Regions from separate parts of the Homo sapiens genome. Here region 2 is linked to region 1. The links are chromatin loops, found by intact Hi-C in ENCODE. Cell type or tissue: GM12878. All regions are shown on one strand.

Region 1 (8,000 bases):
GAGATATAGACCAATGGAACAGAACAGAGGCCTCAGAAATAACACCACACATCTACAATCATCTGATCTTTGACAAACCTGACAAAAACAAGAAATGAGGAAAGGATTCCCTATTTAATAAATGGTGCTGGGAAAACTGGCTGGTCATATGTAGAAAGCTGAAACGGGATCCCTTCCTTACATCTTTTACAAAAATTAATTCAAGATGGATTAAAGACTTAAACGTTAGACCTAAAACCATAAAAACCCTAGAAGAAAACCTAGGCAATACCATTCACGACATAGGCATGGGCAAGGACTTCATGACTAAAACACCAAAAGCAATGGCAACAAAAGCCAAAATAGACAAATGGGATCTAATTAAACTAAAGAGCTTCTGCACAGCAAAAGAAACTACCATCAGAGTGAACAGGCAACCTACAGAACGGGAGAAAACTTTTGCAATCTATCCATTCTGACAAAGGGCTAATATCCAGAATCTACAAAGAACTTAAACAAATTTACAAGAAAAAAACAAACAACCCCATCCAAAAGTGGGCAAAGGATATAACAGACACTTCTCAAAAGAAGACATTTATGCAGCCAAAAGACGCATGAAAAAATGCTCATCATCACAGGTGATCAGAGAAATGCAAATCAAAACCACAATGAGATAACCATCTCACACCAGTTAGAATGGCAATCATTAAAAAGTCAGGAAACAACAGATGCTGGAGAGGATGTGGAGAAATAGGAACACTTTTACACTGCTGGGAGTGTAAACTAGCTCAACCATTGTGGAAGACAGTGTGGAGATTCCTCAAGGATCAAGAGCTAGAATACCATTTGACCCAGCAATCCCATTCATTACTGGGTATATACCCAGAGGATTATAAATCATGCTACTATAAAGACACACGCACACGTATGTTTATTGTGGCACTATTCACAATAGCAAAGACTTGGAACCAACCCAAATGTCCATCAATGATAGACTGGATTAAGAAAATGCAGCACACATACACCATGGAATACTATGCAGCCATAAAAAAGGATGAGTTCATGTCCTTTGCAGGGACATGGATGAAGCTGGAAACCATCATTCTGAGCAAATTATCACAAGGACGGAAAACCAAATACTGCATGTTCTCACTCATAGCTAGGAACTGAACAATGAGAACACATGGACACAGGGTGAGGAACATCACACACCGGGGCCTGCTGTGGGGTGGAAGGCAGGGGGAGGGATAGCATTGGGAGAAATATCTAATGTAAATGACAGGTTGATGGGTGCAGCTGGCCAGCATGGCACATGTATACCTATGAAACGAGCCTGCACATTGTGCACATGTACCCTAGAACTTAAAGTATATATATGTATATATATATATATTATTATATTTTTTTAAATAATATACAATTTATTAATACAAACTTATGAAAACTGCTACTATACACAGTTTGTAACTTGGGGAACAGAACATAGCTCCATGGAACTCTTTCTGACAATATTCCTCCTTAGGTCCCATGCAGTTCATGATGTTAGTTTTGAACCTCCAAATCTTCCCCATTTTCTAGCAACTGTCCTGAGTCTACAGAGAGTGGATGAGAGAGAAAGCCCCTGCTCCAGCAGTTAGAGCAGCAGTACCTAGGAAACAGGACAGAGGCCCCAGCAGATGAGTGAGGAGCAGGTAGAAGACAGTCAAACTGGCAGTGAATCAAGGCACTGTCTAAGGAGAGCCAAGTGTAGCATTTAATCTGAACACTCCCTATTTTCTGTAGGCCCAGAGTTGAACTGAATGATAGCCTAACTTCAAAAAAAAAACTAATATAAAAACCTATAATATAAAAATTTCTAAAGAAACAAATTTTAGGAACTCAAGAACCTCACTATATGCTTTAGAAGAATTTCATTTAGAGATCATCCAATGTCCTCTTAAGTTACTGACCTTAAAAAATCTTGTAAGACAGTTAAGATTAATTACAGCAATCACCATGTTGTAGGTCACTAAGGAAAATGCTGCCAACAACGTGGACCCAATAAAGAAAAAAATAAAATATAAAAAAGGATGTAATTTCTGCCCTAGTCTATGTCAGAATAACAACTAAATAGTTAAAATTTGACAGGAAATAATGAAATAGAAACTAACAGAAATAGAAACTAATAGAAAATGAAACAAAGACCAGCTGGGCACAGTGGCTCACGCCTGTAATCCCAGCACTTTGGGAGGCAGAGGCAGGTGGAACACTTGAGGTTGGGAGTTCAAGACCAGCCTGACCAACATGGAGAAACCCCGTCTCTACTAAAAAATACAAAATTAGCCAGGTGTGGTGCTGCATGCCTGTAATCCCACCCAGCTACTTGGGAGGCTTGAGGCAGGAGAATCGCTTGAACCTGGGAGGCAGAGCGTGCGGTAAGTTGAAATCGCGCCATTGCACTCCAGCCTGGGCAACAAGAGCGAAACTGTCTTAAAAAAAGACAAGAAAAGACAAGAAAAGACAAGAAAAGACAAGAAAAGAAAAGAAAACACAGACCAAAAGGTATTTTTAACACTCAAACTCTTTAAAGAAAAATGACTATAGTGTAATTTATAGTAAAGTTCTAGTGTCACAATTAAAGCGATAAATTTAAATTAATTGAAATTTCTTCTCCATACTCCATTGCTCCTACCCCACATCCCTCCCAAGCAGCAAACTTATATATAAATAAAATTTAATTTCACCTCAATCATTCGTCAGTGACAAACATTTAACGGTAGACCCAGGATACCTTCTAATAAAATAATCTGAACAACAGAAAAGATAATCACACTTTTACATAACAATAAATAAGACATATAAGTACTAGCAACTGCAGGAAGAGGTTTATATGGCTATAAATAAGAATTGTTTTGAACTTTAAAATGTAAAAGCTATATTAAATGGTCAATGTAGCCAAACTAGAACTAATGTTTATAATTTCTATTTATAGAATGGTTATTTTCTATATATCATGACAATCTACAACCAAAAAAAGATCTTTTTAAAATCTACTATATGTCTGCTCAAACTTAACATTTAATGTATCAGAAAATATTACAGAATTATTTGTTTGTTCCAGTTATGTTAACTAAATTTCATTCAAGATTTAGTCACTTATAGAGGACAACAACTACAAGTAAATGAGAAAAATTATATATGTGTCATATACAATGAAAAGGCCAGTAAGAATCTATATGTCCTCCAAATATCAGAGAAAGATGATGCTGCCTGATCCTTTGATTCTTCTTTTGTGGGACAGAGGAGGTTCATTTCTTCATAAATTTCTGAGGCCCTGCCCTTCCTAGACTAGCAGAATATGTCTGGCTCCTTCCAGAATGGCTGACAGTCTGTCATGTCTCTCCACTGCCCATTGCCCCTGACCTCTTCCTTCCTCTTCTGCCTGCTTTATAACCTCTTCTAGATTCAAACAGTCCAGTTTTCTCAATTGTAAGCAAAGACTAGCCTTGATAAGTGATGGGGTCCATTCCTAGCCTAACATTTAATAGGCTCTGATAAAAAAAAAAAAAAAACCCATAGGGTTTTCCAGCCTTGCTGTATTTGGCCAAATATGATTTAACCCATTCTCTTGTTTAAATCCCCAGAGCGAAGTCAATCACACTGAAGCTGACAACCTAGTAACCAGTAGAGGGCAGTAACAGCACAATCAGACACACCCACTCAAAATAAGCAATTTACAGGAATACTTCTCACATCTGATTTGACTACAACATCTAAGCAAAATAAAGCTTCTGTCAAACTCTTAGATGAATGACTACACCATCTTTTGCTTACTTCCCATATCTTAAACGGTCCAAATTTCAGCATTCTGATCATGCCAGTAAGTCAAACATTTTCACTTTGATGAACTTTCCCACACTAACCTGCATGCCTTCAGAACTTCTGCTGAGCTGGGGTATATGGACACAGACATTGATGGTATGATCTGTGGACTAGGTTTGTGGTTAACCAGAAGCAGATCTGTTTTCATGGGGCTCTGAGATTCTTCCATCCCTTCTCCATTAATTGTGTGTAGCCCACTGTGAGGGCTGTTAAGGCTGGTAACACTGTTTGTGGTTGTCTGCTCAGTGGATTTTGGAGAAGGTGTTGCTGTTGAAATGGCTGAAGATGGTGAAGAGGCAACAGAGTTATCAGTCTTTGTATGAACAGCTGGGTGGATGTTATTGACTTTGTCACAGGTTCCAGTACCCACATTGTTATTGGCTTTTCCCATCAACAAGGCAGAGAGCTGAGGATTGTCTGAACTTAGTAAACCTGGTGACTTAGAATCTCCATGGCTAGGACTGCAAACAGCATCTGCCGTCATCTGATGGACATGATTAGGAAGTCCCTCGACACTGGCAGTGCTGTTAGGTGTCTCTCCAGTGTGCCTGCTTGTTTCAGGCACCGTCAATATGTTTCCTGAAGGCTTGCTCTCTTTGGTTAAGGTAATGCCTTGTTGTCCACCTGAGGTAGCAGTGTGAGAGGAGAGGTGATTGAGAGCAGCCCCCTGTGTTACTGAATTGCTAGGCAGGGTGGGATGTCCGTTCTGATTCTGAATACCAGAGCCAGCTGCCTGGAGATGCTGGGAAGGCCCAGTGGAAGAGAGAGGTCGTTCACCATTAGGACCTGCCGAATGTGAACTCTGACCTTTGTGAAGCCCCTAAAAAGAAAGAAAAATAGTTTAAATCTAATATTAAGCAAACTCAGAATATACAGAATTTAAAATATTAAAGAGAAAAGCCACTAAAAATAAATATCTAACTGTATAAGATAATTTGACCCAAGTCCTAAAGTTATCAAAAAGTACCTGCAACTTAGCTAATCAGTATTTAACATCTTTAGAGAAATTTTTCTTCCTTGCTATCTAAAATGACTCCATTATTAGTGTAGAATAAACTACTTCAGATGAAGCATTACAAATTTTAAGTTCCAATATACATATTTTCATCTCTAAAATCAGACATGGATAGACATATATCATCATTAATAATTAAAAGCTATGACCATGGATCAACATAAACCAACTCTCACTGGTCTGTGATCTGTTAAAAGATTAATATAGAAAGTGAGTTCATTAAGCCTTTAAAATTATCATTAAAATATAATCTTCTGTAATTCAAATCCTATTGTTAAAGTAGCTATCCTCAAAATTAAGGGCAGAACTATTAAATCTATGAAAATATTTCAAAAAATACCTAAAGTTTCCCCATCTATCCATCCACACATATTTAGAAGACTAGATAGGCTTGGTGCAGTGGCTTATGTCTGTAATCCCAGCACTCTGGAAGGCCGAGGCAGGAGGATCGTTTGAGGCCAGGAGTTCGAGACCAGGCTGGGCAACACAATGAGACTCCGTCTCCACAAAAGAAAAAGAGAGAGAGAAAGGGAAAGGGAAAGGGAAAGGGAAAGGGAAAGAGAAAGAGAAAGAGAAAGAGAAAGAGAAAGAGAAAGAAGAGAGAGGAGAGAGGAGGGAGAGAGGGGAGAGAGGGAAGGAAAGCAGGCAGACAAGCTAGGTGTGTTGACAAGTGTGCCTGTAGTCCAGCTACACAGGAGGCCAAGGTGGGAGGATCTCTTGAGCCCAGGAGTTTGAGCCAGCAGTGAGCTAAGATGGTGCCACTGTACTCCAGCCTGGGTGACAGAGCAGAACCTTGTGTCTCTCTTTTTTTTTTTTTTTTTTAAAAAAAAAGGGGAGAAAAAGACATTTTAAGTCTCCACTAATGACTTTGAGATAAACTTTATTTTTCATCACCTGAATTTGAAAACTTAGAAAAATACACTGCTACTGTTAAAGCAATCTGAGGGGGCAGTATACTAACAGTTAATAGAAGTTTTAAGACTAGAGGAAGATCACTTAGGGCATTTAATAGAATGAAAATATGATAACTGGAACTAATTTTTACCTGAAATTTGCCTCTGGTGTCACAGAGAAACTTCTTTAAGAAGAATATTTTCATTTCATTTTACTTACAAAATAATTAAATAGGACAGCCAATTTTTCAGCAACACTGATTAAAGTAACATTGGAATCATAAAACGAGTTTACATTTGGAGTTGAGATTACTTCAGCAACAAGGTTAGAGCATTTTGTCAGTAATAAGCTATAAAAGAATAAAACTATAGCTGATAACAAGATATTTATATACTAAAAGGTGCATTTAATCATCTAGTTAAAGTCAGCTAGCATGCCCCTAAAATCAGTTTCTGAAGCTGAAAATTTTAAACTAATGTTTTTACTCAATAGGCTTATCTACCTAAAACACTAGATATATTAAAAGTTGATACACATTGGCCAGGCGCAGTGGCTCACACCTGGAATCCCAGCACATTGGGAGGCCAAGGCAGGCAGATCACCTAAGGTCAGAAGTTCAAGACCAGCCTGGTCAACATGGTGAAGCCCTGTCTCTATTAAAATACAAAAATTAGCCGGGCATGGTGGTGGGCACCTGTAATCCCAGCTACTCGGGAGGCTGAGGCAGGAGAATCACTTGAACCTAGGAGGCGGAGGTTGCAGTGAGCCAAGATCGCACCACTGCACTCCAGGCTTGGCGACAGAGCCAGGCTCCATCTCAAAAAAAAAAAAAAAAACAAAAAAAAGATACACACCAGTGAGTGTGTAAAGGAGTGCAATTAGTTGTAAATGATTTAATAAGTAACAAAGTTCAATCATAATAAAGGAAGGTTGAAATTTGTAAGTTACATGAAAATTTCTCATAAAGCAAAAACACTGCATATTATAATCATATCAATATTTAAAATATTATCCAAGAAAGTCTGGGTAGGTGAGTTAAAATTTCATCAAATGTAAAATATTTAATTCAGAGGCCAATTATTTAACAAATACACTGATTACAATATGCAGAAATGTGACAAAGTAACTATTTTATTACATCTTCTCTATCTGCAAATCAAGGTATTTTAAGCTACAAATTCTTTAGAGTACTTGCTGAATAATCACCTACAATTAATATAATTTTACTTTCATATCTTAAATTATACCCTTGCTACCAAAAGCAATCTGAATAAACCCATTCCACACTGTAATGTAAATTCCTCCCTTGATCAAAAACTAAAAGGTAGATATACCATATAGGTCTACCAGTTGTCTAGTTTTCATTACAATTTCAAAAATTATTCAAATAGGTTTGTATAAGACAAGTTACCAAAAAGGCCTCTTTAGAGTCTATGATATTAATACCATATATCAACAGCAGAGACAGAGGCTTCCCAGCTGTAGTGATATGCAGAAACTTCATTTGGGAAACTTTTGACCTGGAATCAGTTCAACATCATTTTCTAAACAACTCTCTCAACCTCATTACTTAAATTGTAAAGTTCCTACAGATAATGGCTTTGAAGGGCGTGTGAAGCAAAGGCTGGGGGCTCCCTGCTACTTAGTATGGTAAATTACAGAAGCCTCGTGGCCTGCCAACTGAGGAGTTCCTTTTTATTAGAATTACGAATTACGTTTTTAAAGAATCCCACATTTCCAAAACAGGGTTAAGAGAGTATTGAAAACTTCAGCAACTAAGTGAGCCAAAGAAGTAGATGTGAGAGAAAAGAAAATAGAACTATGCTTTACAATCATAACAAAGGCTTTCACTTATTAACTGCCAGTTATACCTTAGAACTATGATAGGCATTTTAACAAAAATCTCGTGTTATCCTTTTAACAACTGTTTAATGCTTAAAGACAATGAACCCCCAAAATCCCATCCTCTCACCCATTCTAACAATTCCCCTTTCTCCTTTGCCATTTTCTCCCTCTCTACTGAATCTTTCCCATTGACTTTTACTGTTATTTCTCTCATTTTAAATTTAAAACAACAACAAGACAACAACTCCTAATCCCATTTTCCCTGTCAGCTACACCCGGTTGTTGTTCTCTTTTATGCCACGGTATATGGAAATGGAAGCCTTGGCACTGTGCAGTGTGTAGCCCAAACAACTGTAAGCATGTGTGCTGGAACTGTCTATACTTGCTACTTCAGTTTTTCTCTGCC
Region 2 (8,000 bases), 160 kb after region 1:
TTGTCCTACTTCTTATTTCACAGTACATTACAGAAATGTATAGATGACTAATACTCTACGGTATTAGTATTTTGAAATGTATAGTTATCTATAGGTGACTATACATTTCAAAACAGAGAATGGTAAATAAAGGTCCTCCATATAGTATAGAAGACATGATCAAAATATAATCATTTGGGTGGGGGGGTGAAGGGTGGCAGCAAAGTCAAAGATAAGCTATTAAATGAAAGTTATTAAAGTGCCCACCATGCAAGTAAACAATACAAATAAGAGTGAAGATCCAGAGACCTTTAACCACTATAGGAGACATCAACAGCAAAAGGGATAAATTCATGTATTTGAACGCCGGAATACTATTCAGCAATAAAAACAAATGATGTTTCTGTTTTTGCAAACTCAAGGATGAATAAGAAGGATGAATCTCAAATGTGTTGTTGAGCAAATGCAGCCAAACACAAGGGTACCTATTATACGGTTCCATTATATAAAATTCTAAAATAAACAAAATTAATCTATGATGATAGAAGTCGGTGTAATGGTTACCCTTGAGGAGGAAGATAAAGGTATTAACTATGAAGGGGCAAGAGATGCTTCAAATTGCTACTACTGTTCCACTTCCTGATTTGAGGTAGCATTTACCAAATGTGTTTACTATGTGATAATTCACTGAATGGCACACTTGTGATATGTGAACTCAAATGGGTTCATGTTACACTTCAACAAGTTTCCTTAAAAACAAAAATCATCACGCAAAGGACTTCTGGTTAAACATGACAATTTGAAAATGGAGTTATCTCTGTTCCCTTCCAACATCTCTGAAAAGAAAGTGAAGGAATTAAAAGACAGCAACCCTAGAAGTACAGCCAATACTTCCTAAAAATGGCCACAATATCCCCCATGTCACATCCTTATCTGCAGTGTGGCCTTGCCTCTTCCACATCAAGAGATGGGGTTTCTGTCCCCTCTCCTAAAATCTGGGTAGGCTTTGACCAACAGGTTAGGGCAAAAATGACACTGTGTGACTTCTGACGACAGGTCACTTAAAAGGACATGCAGCTTTCTACTTGGTCCTCTTACACACTCACTCTTGGATCCCTGAGCTTCTATATAACTACCTTAAACGAGCCACGCTGGGAAGGCCATATACAGGCCCTTGGGTTGACAACACAGCTGAGCCCACCCTTCTACACATCCTTGCCAAGGTGCCACACATGTGATGAAGCCATCCTTCAGTCTCTCTCTGCCATGAGTCATCACAACTGAGGCCCCAAACACGTACAGCAAAAAGAAGATATCCCTGCTGTACCCTTTCCAAATTCCTGACCCACAAATCCTGTGAACATCATAAAATGGTGGCATTGGTGGTGGTTTGTTATGCAACAAGATAACCAGACCAGAAAGGGAGAGAAGACAACAACAGACAAAGCAGGTCCATAAATTATGAAACACAAAAAGTACATGAAATGCCAAGTGTCTTAGATTTCAGCTACCAAGACAAAAGCCCTTTCAAGCAGCAGAATCCTGGAAAGAAATGATGGCAGGAACTGAAGACTAATGAAAAAAACTGAATAAGAACTAATTAGTCCTCTAGACCTACTCCTCCAGAAAACACTACCAGGGAACTGTCCCTCCTCTATTACTTTTTCCCCTACCCCAATAAAAAATTAAACATTTAACTCAACAGAGATGTTAAATTAAAACAGACACACTGAGCACAGGTCAGGGTGCAGAATGGCCCAAGTCCACTTCCACAGTTTGGCTATCAAAACACTAGCTGCCAGGCTTATGCTTCTTGCAGCCCCAGGATGAGTGAAAGTCCCAGAATGCCAGCTGTCCAACAGGCCCAGTGACCTATACAACAACAGTCACCTTTGAAGGATACAGGTAATTTAAAAAAAAAAAAAAAAAAAAAAATGGAGGCCAGAAGCAGTGGCTCACACCTGTAATCCCAGCACTTTGGGAGGCCAAGACGGGTGGATCACTTGAGGTCAGGAGTTCGAGACCAGCCTGATCAACATGGTGAAACCCCATCTCTACTAAAAAAAATACATGCTACTCTAGAAGCTGAGACAGGAGAATCACTTGAGAACACGGGAAGTGAAGGTTGCAGTGAGCCAGGATCGCGCCACTGCACTCCAGCCTGGGCGACAGAACAAGACGCTGTCTCAGAAAAAAAAAAAAAAAGAAAAAAAAAACCACACACACACACACACACACACAATTAGCCGGGCGTGGTGGCACACGCCTGTAATCCCAGCTACTTGAGAGGCTGAGGCAGGGGAACTACTTGAACCCGGGAGGCAGAGGTTGCAGTCAGCCGAGATGGCACCACTGCACTCCAGCCTGGGCAATAAGAGCGAAGCTCCATCTCAACAACAACAACAAAAAAAGGAACTGATAAATTACCTGATGTGTCTGACCATATTGGGGCTTACATACATATGAGAGAAAACACAGAAAATTAAAACAGTAACAAAAAGCCAACTAATGCCTCAAAAAAAGTACACGGAAAGGAAAAGTAACCATAGTGAACAGCACTTATTTATGTAGTTTTAATAATCTAAATGTTGACTTAACACAAAGATACAACACTATGGACAAGAAGGGAAATGCAGGGGCAAATGGAGAAGAGAGTGGGGGGGAAAGGTTACCTTCCATAGTAGGAAAATGTCTAAAATAGAAAAATGAAGAAATGTCAGCACTGGCAATGTGAAATGTGATGATAAATAAGAGAAGAAAGCGCTAAAGAATGGGAAGTGGAAAGAGAAGTTAAAAAGTAAAACTAGAACTGTACACTTTATGCAAATTATGTATCAATAATGCTGCTCCTAACAAGAAAAGATGGGCCCAGCACCACAGTGGCTCACGCCGATAATCCCAACACTGGGAGGCCGAGGTGGGCTCACTTGAGGACAGGAGTTGAAGACCAGCCTGAGCAACATGGCGAAACCCCATCTCTCTCTCTCTCGCTCTCTCTCTCTATATACACACACATACACACACATACACATACAGTCTCTCTCTCTACATATATATATACACACACAATATTTAAAAATAAAATTAAAAAAGAAAAGATGAATGAATTTTTTTTTTTATTCTGGAAGCACAAAGAGGAATTGGTTCTACCTCTAAACGATTAAGGGAAAGCTTCATAAAAAGAGAAAGGAAGCCATTTAAGGGTCTTGAAATAAAAATAAGAAGAAAAGATGGAGGGCCATACACGGTATCTCACACCTGTAATCTCAGCAATTTGGGAGGCTGAGGTGGGAGCATCACTTGAGCTCAGGAGTTCAAGACCACCTTGGGCAACACACTGAGACCTCATTTTTACTAAACATTTAAAAAAAATTAGCCAGGCGTGGTACATGCCTGTAGTCTCAGCTACTCAGGAGGCTGAGGCAGGAAGATAGCTTAATCCGGGGAGAGTGTGGCTGCAGTCAGCCATGACCGCACCACTGCACTCCAGCCTGAGCTACAGAGAAAGACTGTGTCCAAAAAGAAAAAGAAAAGATGGAGGAGAAGTATTGAGGATGGGGTTTAAAAGTTATATGGAGGCCCAAATGTTGAGGGACATCAAATTTTACTTTTCTTTGAGAAGATTTTTGAGTAAAAATCTATCACTGAGAGGAGTACAAAGAATGATTGTCTGTAGAGACCAAACCCAAGAAGCATTAGCTACTGTACTACCTGAGCAAAGTAAAAGAGAATGGAAAAAAAATTATAGCCACATATACAGGCACAAGTGTGCATATATATATTTGCCTTTAATTTTTAAAACAAAAAGTCATAAACTTGTTTTTAAATGGTTGAGGAGGGAATATGATGGTAGATTTGGTTCTGGAACAATGTAAATATTTCACAATCATATATGTATTTTAAATGTTACACTATAAATAAAGCAATCTTTATGAAGTTAAAAAAGCAATCTTTATAAAGCCAAAAGCAAAATGAAACAAACAAACCTTACTATGTAGCCAGCTGATAACGTAACCAGACATAGAACAATTATTTCAAAGAACTTTAAAACAGCAATTTAACCAAATACTCCCAGTGGAAAATACCTTAGGGACAAAAATAAAAGAACTACAAAAAAATCCTCAAGCTACAATTCGAAACCACGTACAGTCATGCATCCCTTAAGACCAGGATATATCCTGATAAATGCAACATTAGGCAATTTCATCCCTCTGCAAACACAATAGAGTATACTTACACAAACCTAGATGGTATATCCTACTACACACCTAGGCTACAAATCTGGCACAGCATGTTACTGTACTGAATACAACAGACCAATGTAACACAGTGGTAAATATTTGTGTCTAAACATATCTAAACATAGAAAAGGTACAGTAAAAATATGGTATTATAATCTTACGGAACCAACCTTACCATCATTGACCAAAATATTGTTACATGGCAGATGACTGTAGCTCATGGTAGTGCTGGTACTGTTATTCCAACACTGTTAATGTATGTAGTATGTGATAAAGAAACTGAGTCATTATGTTGTCTTTGAGAACCAAAATTTTCAACATAGAAGAAAAGACATATTTAAAATTGATAACAAAACATTGTAGTCCTGAATTTGAACTGAAAGATCTGTGTGAAATCATAATTTTAAAACCTTCAGAAAGAAATGAAGCGTGACATCAGCAAAAATGGTGGCTTAAGAACCTCTAACAATTCCTCTCCCATGAGAAAACGAGCAAATAGTTTCAGAATTAACTTTATAATAACTCTGGAAACGAATCAAAGGCTTGCAGGAATCTTGGAAGCGTTTAGTGAAGAAAAATGGCCAAATCTTAGTAAAAACAGAAAGCTTTGTGGCTTTTTAATTTGCCCTAGTCCCATTTTCTCCATACAGCTCTGCAGTAGACTTGAAAACAAACAGCATAATAGATTTCTGGTAAAATCCAGCAGCCTGAAAAGCCAGCAGAGGGAGTACAATGAGGCTGAAGCTCCATCAAAGCCTCATTCCCAGAAAATTCACCTGTATAAATGTTCCCTGGAAGATCCCTCTTGCAAAGCTAGGTATTTCACATAAATAGAGTTCACCAGTGTGAAATCCCTTTACTTGAAGGCCATTTGTTGAAAAGAATTCCAGGGAATTGTTTAGCTTAGAGGCTGGCTAAAGCAGTGGATAACAACAGAGACAAACAAAAGACCAACCAAAAACTTCAGAAGGAAAAGCAGGAGACTGAGATGTCTGTAAGAGTTTTAAAAGCTCCAACAAAAATATGAAAAACCTAATAATCAAGAAAGCCAAGCACAGATAAGGGGCTGTGTGCACGCCCAGAAAAATCTGAGAAGTCCCCAGGTGCTCACCTCCGCTTTACCATGAGGCTCTGCACAATCAAAATAATGGCTATGGCAATGTTGTCAACTGACTGCACAGAACACCCTTCAGCAAAGACTGGGAGACTTAGTGGTCCCAGACAGTTGAGGAAGTCACTCACTAAAATAAACAAGGAGAGAATTCAGTGGTAATACATAACAAAGAACACAGACTTTTAAAAATTAATTCAGAGAAGTCACTAAACAAAGAAACAACTACAAGAAACAAAAGCCAATACTGCAAAGGGGGAACCTTCTGCTTTCAGTTTCTACATTACAATAAAACGTCCAGTTTTCAACCAAAAATTGTGAGACATAAAACGATCCAGCCATAGAACAAAAAGCAATCAACAGAAACCATCCCAGGGAAAGCCCAGATGAGCTTACTAGACAAAACTTTAAAAGTCAGCTATTATAAACATGACCTCAAGTAAACAAAAATATGAAAAACATCTTTTACATAAAGTAAAATATGTCTCAAGAACTAAAGTATAAGGTCAATATATCAAAGAATAAAGAATATCAACAAAGAGAAATTATATTTTAATAGGACAAAATAGAAAATATAACTGAAATAAAGAATTCACTAAAGAGGCTCGACAGCCTCAAATATTCTAGTGAATATTTGAACAGGCAGGAAGTATCCAGGAACTTGAAGAGAGGTAACTGGGATTATCTAGTCCAGTAACAGAAAGAAAATAAGAAAGAAAAATTAACAGAGTCTCAGAAACCTGAGCAACACCATGAAGTTTACCAAAACATGCAAAATTGAAGTCACAGAAGAAGGAGAGGGGAAAAACATTTAAAGAAATAATGGCTGAAAGTTTTCCAAATGTAATAAAAAAAATTAATCTCACGTCCAAAAAGCTCAATGAATTCCAAACAGATTAAACTCACAGTTCTACACTGAGACACATTATAGTCAAACTGTCAAAAGACAATGACAGAATCTTGAAAACACGAAAGAAGTGACTCATCACATACAAGCGATCCTCATCAAACACTGTGGAGGCCAGAAGGCAATGGGATGACGTGGTAAAAGTGTTGAAAGGAAAAAACAGTCAACCAAGAATTCTAGATTCAGCAAAACTATCCTTAATTACAAAGGGGAAATTAAGACATTACTATATAAACAAAAACTGAATTTGTCACTAGGAAAATACAAAAGGCAGTCATCCAGGTTGAAAGGGTGCTAGACAATAACTAAAATTCACAAGAAAAAACAAGAGTACCAGTAAAAGTAATTCTCAGGTGCAATGATCTTAATGTGTCCCTACAAGATTAATATATTGAAACTTAATCGCCAATGTGATAGCATTAAGAGGTAAGGCCTTTATGAGGTGATTAACTTATGAAAGCAAAGCCCTCATGAATGGGATTAATAACCTAAAAGAGGTCTGAGAAAGCTATTCATCCCTTTGCCCTACTGCTTTTTGTCACATAAAGATGCAGCAATCTTGGAGACAGAAAGCTAGCCTTCACTAGATGCTAAATCTGGGAGTGCCTTGATCTTGGACTTCCCAATCCCCAGAACTGTGAGAAATAAAGTTCTATTATTTATAAATTATCCAGTCTGTAGTATTCTGTCATAGCAGAACAAATTGATACACCAGGTAAATATAAAAGATAATGTAAATAGGCCGGGCACTGTGGCTCACGCCTATAATCCCAGCACTTTGGGAGGCCGACAGGTGGATCACCTGAGGTCAGGAGTTCAAGACCAGCCTGGCCAACATGGTGAAATCCCATCTGCATTAAAAATACAAAAATTAACCAGGTGTGGTGGCATACGCCTGTAATCCCAGCTACTCCGGAGGCTGAGGCAGGAGAATCGCTTGAACCCAGGAGGCGGAGGTTGCAGTGAGCTGAGATCATGCCACTGCACTCCAGCCTGGGCGACAGAGCAAGACTTCATCTCAAAAAAAAAAAGGTAGAAATGGAAGAATACAGAACAAAAACAACAGATGATGATATGATGAAAACAAACAGTAAAATGGCAGATGTAAATCCTACTTTATCAATCATCACATAAAATGCAAATAAACACTTACAATTAAAAGACAAAGATCGACAGAATGAAATCATTTTTGTTTTTTTGAGATGGAGTCTCACTCCACTGCCCAGGCTGGAGTGCAGTGGCACAATTTTGGCCACTGCAACCTCCGCCTCCCAGGTTCAAGTGATTCTCCTGCCTCAGCCTCCCAAGTAGTAGCTGGGACTACAGGCGTGCGCCACCATACCCAACTAATTTTTGTATTTTTAGCAGAGAAGGGGTATTGCCATGTTGGCCAGGCTGGTCTCAAACTCCTGACCTCAGGTGATCCGCCTGCCTCGGCCTCCCAAAGTGCTGGGATTACAGGCATGAGCCACCACACCCAGTCTGAATTTTTTTAAAGGCATAACACAACTATATGCTTTCTAAAAAGGACATACTTTAGATTCAAGGACAAAAATAGGTTGAAACTAAAAGGATGTAAAACATATGTACCATGCAAACAATAACCAAAATAGAGCTGGGTGGCTATACTAATATCATACAAAATGAACTTTGAATATACACATACTATGTAGTCACAAAAATTATTAATTTTTAAAATACACTTTGAGACAAAAATTGTTACTAGGGACACAGAATATTCTATAATGATGAAAGGATCAAT

Evidence for each region. Hi-C counts contacts between places; a loop is a spot of excess contacts. Peaks named below come from ENCODE experiments on the same cell type or tissue, not always from the same donor. Only the 100,000 strongest peaks of a DNase experiment are listed, where the experiment ranks them.
Region 2: a loop joins it to region 1, with 2.3 times the contacts of the local background. A loop is called at or near these places in 4 of 110 quality-filtered maps.

The regions. Positions count from the first base shown.
Region 1 is chrX:45,066,239-45,074,238 of GRCh38, reverse strand. It overlaps KDM6A (lysine demethylase 6A), which reads right to left. Exons shown (of 30, transcript NM_001291415.2): 18 at 3,882-4,660. Among named protein-coding and RNA genes, the nearest start is that of DIPK2B, 130 kb to the left of the region's middle. In GM12878, a CTCF peak has its summit at 3,639 (motif pointing right); DNase peaks (open chromatin) are centred at 2,108 and 3,688; H3K27ac peaks cover 1,325 bases.
Region 2 is chrX:44,901,666-44,909,665 of GRCh38, reverse strand. All of the region lies in intron 2 of KDM6A (lysine demethylase 6A), which reads right to left. Among named protein-coding and RNA genes, the nearest start is that of KDM6A, 32 kb to the right of the region's middle. In GM12878, a CTCF peak has its summit at 4,922 (motif pointing right); a DNase peak (open chromatin) is centred at 5,398; H3K4me3 peaks cover 3,145 bases; H3K27ac peaks cover 5,670 bases.